Linked DNA regions of Homo sapiens: region 2 is linked to region 1. Evidence: read pairs that join two places in POLR2A ChIA-PET (ENCODE). Cell type or tissue: GM12878. All regions are shown on one strand. Region 1 overlaps ZFAND6 (zinc finger AN1-type containing 6). Region 2 overlaps CTXND1 (cortexin domain containing 1).

Evidence for each region. ChIA-PET counts read pairs that join two places held together with the same protein. Peaks named below come from ENCODE experiments on the same cell type or tissue, not always from the same donor. Only the 100,000 strongest peaks of a DNase experiment are listed, where the experiment ranks them.
Region 2: POLR2A ChIA-PET joins it to region 1 with 5 read pairs; 4 of 35 experiments call an interaction of 5 or more read pairs at or near these places.

What each region holds. Positions count from the first base shown.
Region 1 is chr15:80,070,699-80,074,698 of GRCh38, reverse strand. The region is part of intron 1 of ZFAND6 (zinc finger AN1-type containing 6); the gene reads right to left. Among named protein-coding and RNA genes, the nearest start is that of ZFAND6, 13 kb to the right of the region's middle. In GM12878, no CTCF peak of the experiment used is centred here; a DNase peak (open chromatin) is centred at 2,248; H3K4me3 peaks cover 2,122 bases; H3K27ac peaks cover 1,261 bases.
Region 2 is chr15:80,229,153-80,233,152 of GRCh38, reverse strand. The region is part of intron 1 of CTXND1 (cortexin domain containing 1); the gene reads left to right. Among named protein-coding and RNA genes, the nearest start is that of CTXND1, 21 kb to the left of the region's middle. In GM12878, no CTCF peak of the experiment used is centred here; no DNase peak of the experiment used is centred here.

The DNA.
Region 1 (4,000 bases):
CTATATGTGTGTAAAGTTAAGTTCTTACCTTTAACTGAAACCTATAAAATACTGGAAAGATGCTGATATACCATTTCAAAGCCTGTAATTATTCATAAAAGTTATCTGTTTCCAAAGTGTATTTTTAAAAACTCAAAATTAAGAAACGCACAAATAATGACAAAGGTTATTCATACATGTTTTTGAGACAGGTAAAGTTAACTGGCACTACTCCAGTCTCCTAATGTTAACTGGCACTACTCCAGTCTCCTCCTAAAAATGTTTCTGATATATTTTCTTGAAAGAAAATATTTCTTCTGGTATGTGCTTACCAGAAGAAAAAGAAAAGCCAGCCTGAATAACAAAGCCAGTGTAAAACATTAAGCCCCATACTTACTAATAGCAACACATACACTAAGTATATAAAATATCTAGCATAGATACAATTGCTCAGTTAAGTGGGTAAAAGTGTTTCCAATTTCCCTCAGCTGATTTTAATATCCAGAAAAATTGCTTTATATCCATCTACATCTTGGAAAGTGGTGTTGAAAATAGGCTTTTAGGCAAAAACTAATCAACAAGTCAGAGAGCTCCATAGGCACACTTTAACAGAACATTTAAGGGGCTACACATCAGAAAAACTTTGAAGCATATTCTGCTGGTGTCGATATAAACTGGTATAACTTTTTAGAAAAACAATTTGGCCAGTGAAGTGTTCATTATCCTTTGATCTAGGTAAAGCCACTCCAGGATTTTTCCAAAAGAAATCTTTTTTAAAAAGGAAAATATTTTACAGCTACACACAGGTGTGTTCAACGCAATACTATTAAAAATGACGAAAAATTAGAACCTAAAAGTAGACAATTCAAAAAACTAGGTTAATTCAGGTCACATCAATTTAAGAGAATTACATAGTTACTGAAATGAAAACAATTTCAACAGATAGTTAAGTGAAAACATAAAACTGCACAGATTCATAATTATTGGAAAACTGCAAGAATATAAGACAGAGAAGGGAACAGGAAAAAAATGAGATGACCAAACAATGATCTGCTGGTGGGTAGATAGGTAACTTTTCTTGATTTCATTATTATTACACTATTGTTTAAACAACAGATATAGCAGAAAAGCATTAATTTAAAAACCTTTGCATGATCCGGAACAAGTAGCATAGCAAATACAATGGCTGAAAATGCTTAGCTGGCTTTTGGTCTGATTATTGCAATGATTATTGCAATTTATACCTTAATTTCTATGAGAACAAAGAGCAACAATATAAAGAAAACAGTCTCTAAAAAATATTCTTGTACTGAAATACACTACAATTACGTCATAAATAAGAAATGTAAATAGAATCAGATACTTTAAAAAAAAGTTGTAGTAGCCTACCTATAGCTTTTAAAAATATAAATCCTTTCATTTCCTGTTTCGAAATGTTAATTACTTATCTCCACCTTTGAAAGAAATGAAGAGTTTGAATGAAGTAAGAAGAAAGCAGTTTCACTTTGTTCATCAATGGCCTTTTTAATTATGAGCATATTAAAAATTATAAGCATATTAAAAATGTCAACATATTGTTAAATTAAAATATACTGAAATTAAAAGGGGTGCTGTGCTGGGGTTAAAAAAATTAAACAGTTGGCATTTCAATTTACTAAAAAAGACGTATTTAAGCCTATCACATTTATCTTTCAGCAACTTAACATTTTAAGTTTAAGGAAAATGACATATCAAATGAACCTCCTCAAGATGTCATTTATAAAAACTGACAACTGACTGTTCAAACAACCAATTCAAAAAAAAATCCTGTTATTGGAGATGATTTTGAGTCTAAGATGTTTTAATGACACTCATATTCTGAACTAAAAATAATGATAGGAGAAAGTCAAGTTTGATTCTCTGAACACCTATTTCCTGTCCAAAGAGCCCTTTTGTTCTGCTTCCCTGCTTAATTTTAGTGTTCAGTTTGCATCAGAAAATAAAAACAGTGACAAAACCTAGCACACACAGAATCATAAAGGAGCAAAATTATAAAATAAAGGATCATAAAAAGATTAGAACAAAAATCCTACCAACAAAACCTCCACAATTTTCTGTTTGCTTCACCTCAGATTAACTTCACTTGAAGCTGTACTCCAAAGCAACCAAACCTGAATACCAAGCTCCACCTTCTCCAATTCTAGTGGCTGAAGAGTAAAATCTCCTCCCTGTTAGTGAAACTGATAATTGTGATTGGATACGGCTAATATCCATTATTTTAAAGAACTTTTCCTTGCTAGCAGGTTAGGTTAGACACACTAAAACCTCCTGGATAAGCTGGTTTCTTAAAGAAACAGTACATAAGGTTTCAGTTTTCCCATCATATACTGTTTGCTTACCCTTGTCTAGGTGAAAAATAAACTAAGTAACAAAAATGAAAATCTCACAGAAGCAGCTGTGACCAATTGTTTAAAATACAATGCTTTTAATCTAAATCATTTATTTTTATGGAGCAATGAAGGTGAAGTTATGCTTTAAAGACAGATTATTTTTAATAGAGTTCACATTTTACCTGAAAATTGTAAAACGGCAACAGAAAATCCATTACAATATGTTGCTAAGAGGAACAAACCAATGTTTTTTTCTAAGACTTAAAGAGAAAACTATAACTTAAGTGAAAATATACAGCACTAAAATACTGAATGCAAAAGATTCACTTCTAAGCTATCAAACTCACTGACATTTATGTTCTCAGTATCACAACAGAGTAGAAATTTCAGTGACATCAAAGGTTGATATTTCTACTTAAAACTGAAGAAAATACTGGGCAGAAATACTATTACATTTAACAGATCTGACATGTGAGTATTTTGCCAAGGTTAATGCTTAACCATTGGCAAACAGATATCTAAAAGCAAAAGGCACATGTTCTAATGACATGTTCAGGTATAAAATTTAGAAAAGTTTAAGTCTTTTTCATCTTTTTTTTTTTTTTAATGTGTGGAAACTACTTTGCACTCCATAACTTCAAAGTGGCATGGGCACCCTAAAGTAAAAGGTATACTCCTCTTAAACTTCTCACTAAGCTACGTTAAATAATATTTTTACTACAGAGATCATAAAGAGACACTACACAGGAACTCTGATTTTTAAGCAAAAAAGACCTACTGTCACTTTATACATTACTAAGTTTGCTATTTTTACGTGATAAGTTTATATATTTTAATTAGAACTGCTTATGTTTTAGCAGCTTGGCCCATCAAACATTACTCTAACATTAATCATTATCTGACTGATTAAATGGCATTTAATGTCTAATTTACGGTGTAAGTATAGTTTTTACCTCTACCAAAAATCCTGTGATTCATAAACTCGAAATTAAAGCTTATTAGAGTGACTTCTTCTTAAAATATGCTTTCAATGTATGGTTTGCATCAGAAAATAAAAAGTGACAAAACCTTTAAACATTTTAATTTGAAGTTTTCAAAGTTCAAAATCTTGCAACTATTTTTCCTCAGAGAAAACTCAAATATTAGAACACAAAGCCAACAAAATTGTTTTGAATACAAAGGGAAGTCTTTGTAACAAACTGAAAATTCACATAATTGCAACTAGGCATGAATATGGAGCAATACCCTGCTGAAGCCCAAACAGCTGCATAATCTATTATGCCCTTTAAGTGGACAAATTGAAAGAGCCAATTCACAGGGGTCTACTCCCAAGATCCTTTGCAAGGATTCACTGTTTTGAATGCCCAGCACTTCATGAGTCAAGTTCAGGTTTTCTTCCCACTGTGTGGACACTCTTGCAAAAGAACACTGGAAGCAGAGGAGGTACAGAAGCAATCAGCAAAAAGAATATACAGTTTGAATTACAGCATAAGATTTGAGGAAAAGTGACTGTAGATGGCCAAAGGTTTTACGGGAAGAAAAAAAAAAGAGATGGCAAACAGTTTAATCTTAAAATCTGGCAAGCATAAAATTAGTAAATAGTTATGGAAACCAAATAAACCTTTGCTCTCGCATCAATTTTTCACTTCGAA
Region 2 (4,000 bases), 160 kb before region 1:
CCTGGCCAAGAGGGTGAAACCCGTCTCTACTAAAAATACAAAAATTAGCCAGGCGTGGTGGTGGGCGCCTATAATCCCAGATACTCAGGAGGCTGAGGCAGAGAATTGCTTGAACCTGGGAGGCGGAGGTTGCAGTGGGCCAAGATCGCGCCACTGCAATCCAGCTTGGGAAACAGAGCAAGACTCAGTCTCAAAAAAAAAAAAAAAAAAAGGAAGTTGCATTTTTCGTCTAATATCACACTGTTGGTAGTTCAGGAGCCAGAACCTGAGCCTGGACATTATGCCCAGGACCTGAATTTCCAACGAACATTCTTCAAGTAGTCTGGCTTCTGTTTTTCACTTGGGAAGGGCTTTGGGATTTTAACTATGGTGATGGGAAATCATTGCAAAGGCATGAGCACCTGAGTCTACCTGACTGTCTTGTGAAAGAGAAACTACCTGCTGGTGCTTTGGGGAGATGGAGAGTTTTATTTGGGGGCTTCAGGGCACAGACAGAGCAACACAGGTTCAGGGAGGCCTGGGCCTGAGGCTCTTGTTGGGGCTTTAAAGGGCTTGAAGGAAAGGGCACCTTGAGCAAGAGCGTTTGTGCCAGGACGACTCTCCTGCTCATGCATGGTGTTCCACTCAACTTCATTATTTGGAGAAGAAAGATTGATTCTTTCCATTAAAAACAACAACAAAAAATCATTAAAGGCTGTTTGTTAGTGTTAAGTAAACTAAAAGGGAAATAATTACATCGGGGCCACTGATGAAATTACAATCAGATTAGAAACATGAGCTCGATTTCCTGAGCATTTCTTTGGCCACGAGTCTGATCTAAGATAATTGGATATCTCTAAATACATGAGACTCTGTAAGCGATTCCTCTGTGATTCAAAAGGATCGGGGGCAGGGAGGTATGCAGAAGCCAAGGGTTATCTCTTTTGATTCAGGAGAATTTCCCACACAGCACATCCTCACTGCCTGGTTCACAACTCTCCTCATCTCTCCATTGATCAGTTGCACGTCGCCAGCATTCCAGGCTTGTCACAGTCAGATACCCACCACTCCTATAGCCTCACTCCGCTTATGCCCATCCCTGGTCTTTCTCTCCAACCACAACCAGAACCATGGCTGATCCCCATGGCCAGGTCCCACTGTGGCCCCAGAAGCTCCACGCCATCCAACTTCCTAAGTTCCTGGGACCTGGGTTCCTGGGACCTTTGTGAACCTGCTTAGCCTTAATAACCATAACAGTCCAATTGTTCATGCTTAAACAATACCGTGAATGGAAAAACCTCTTCCAAAACATAAATTATGCACAGATAGCAGCTGCTATTCTCAGTGTGGACAGACTTTTCTCTTTTTGTAAGATGGAAAATTTTTTAATAAAAGTTAATATGCTTTTCTCTTTCTCATTGCTGGGTATGTGACTTTCAGCCTAGTTCATCCTGGGCAACACTCTGCCTGGAAGGAGATCAGACTGTTACAGGAGGCATGTAGAAAAAAAGGCCACAGGAATAGTCCATTCCTGACAATCAAAATTACGATTATACAGCAGAATAATAGCCTTGCAAGCCAGCTATTTTCTCGAGAAGAAATTTCCAAACTCCCTTATTTCATTCTTTATTTAGCATATCAAAGACCAATTTAGAGGAGTTGGCTTATAAATTTCTCCCATGGTTTAGAGCCATGTTTGTGTCCTTAATGAGGTATTAGCTGCATTCAGGAAGAAGTTGACACAGGAGAAGTTTTTTCTTTTTTTTTTTCTTTTCTTTTTTTTTAAATGCAGGATAAAAATGGCAGGCAAAGATGATGGTAAAAGAGAGAGAGAAGGTGGCAAGGCTCTGTCATTCAATTTCTCTTCTCCTAGCTTAGATTTGGATGGGGCAAGGTGCATGAGATAATGAGGGAGCATTGAGGGCTTGACCATGCAGGACTGAGCCATCTTAAAGACTACCCATGTGAACCTGGAGAGAAGTAGGCACAGAGAAGCAGCGGTCAGGCTCCAGAGCAGAATTAAGCTAGATAGCAATAACAAGAAGACACACACACCAAAAAAAAAAAATCTCTAAATGCTTGGAAATTAAGCAACACACTTTTTTTTTCTTTTTTTGAGATGGAATCTTGCTCTGTGGCCCAGGCTGGAGTGCAGTGGCACCATCTCAGCTCACTGCAACCTCTGACTCCAGGCTTCAAGCGATTCTCCTTCCTCGGCCTCCTGAGTAGCAGGGACTACAGGTGTGTGCCACCCTGCCCGGCTAATTTTTGTATTTTTAGTAGAGATGGGGTTTCAACATGTTGGCCAGGCTGGTCTCAAACTCCTGACTTCAGGTGATCCACCTGCCTCAGCGTCCTTGGACTGCTGAGATTATAGGCATGAGCCACCGCACCCAGCCAAATTAAGCAACACACTTTTAAATACCCATACTTTTAAATACCCATACTTTGAACTTGTGGGTTACAGCCAAAACACTACTTAAAGGAACATTTATAGCTCCAAATGCATATGTTAGAAAAGAAGAAAGGTCTAAAATCAGTGATGTAAGCTTCCAACTTAGTAAGGTTAAAAAAAAGAATGGCAAACAAAACCCAAAGAAAATCAAAAGAAGGAAATAATAAAGATAAGGATGGAAATCTATGAAATAGAAAGTATACAACAAAGTTAAGAACTGTTTCTTTTAAAAGAGTAATAAGATTGATAAACTGATGAAGCAAATGAGAAAGAATATTACCAATATCAGGAATAAAAAAGGGTATGACTGGCCAGGCGTTGTGGCTCACGTCTGTAATCCCAGCACAGAAGTGTGTGAGCATGTGCTTATGTTTGTGGGAGATTGTGAATATTTAAGTAATAGGAACTAAAAGTACTCCTTCTTATCAATGGAGACACCGCCCCCGCCTTCCAAGAGGCATTTAGAGACCCATCATCACACTTGCCTGCACAGCAAGATGCACTGTATGATTACACTGCTGCGGATCTGGAAACAGAATTGATTTTCTACCTGACACAATCCTACCAACTTAAGAATTATAGAAAGTCATTCTAGAAATTAATTAATTTGGGGAATGTCTATAAAAGTATCTAGAAAATAACTCACCAAGCTTATTAATTAGAGAACATTGGTTCCAAGTCGTTCAAATAATTCTGAACATGACCAGGAGTCCTGCTGCCCATCCTTACAGATGCTTATCCTGTCACCCTAGTTGCTCTTCTTACCTTACTTCAACACAGGGCCTTCCAGCCTGAGGTGAAAGGAGAATTTTAATACTTAGCATTTTCCAACCTGGATAGATCTCTCTCTGTTTGAGGCCAACATAAAAAGGGATTTTTTAAGAACTCCATGTAATGTATTTTTTCTATTTTTGTGCAGCTAACCTTCTCCCTAGTCTGCCCAAAGCACGCTATACCAGGACTGCAAAAAGAAAGAATGGCTTTTTCAGCTTTTGACTAGCAAGGACCATATCAGAATTTTTTAGTCAAGACGATATTGCTTTTCAAAGCCAAAATACCGTAGGAACAAAGGATATTTTAACATCCTTTAATTTGCATCAGAGTATCAAAATCACAGAGTTTCAATGTAAGAATGGATGCCCACACATGAACCCTTGTGGTGGCCAGGGCGTGAATTTGCAGTGAATGACCTGTTGTTGGCTTTCTTCCTAAATTTCCAGTCTGTCATGGACCTGACCATAGTTTGCCTGGTCAGCACTCAGCAAGCACCACGTATGACTCACACATAACTGGCCTATGCCCTGCTCCAAGGGAGTCCATTCTCACACATTTAGACACACTGCAGCGTCACATTGCTTTAAAGGTTTCCTAACACTTATTCCCCAATTCTGTATTTACCTTGGTATGACCAGCAACCACAGTTCCAGAATGAACATAAAACACTGATGTAAAAGACCCAGAAACCCTGAAACCTGTCCCTTCCAGCCCCAGTCAGGGTGCGGGGCCGGGCGGGAGGGTTGTGGGAAAGAAACAGGAGCCAGGTGAGTGGGGATATCAGGTGGCAGG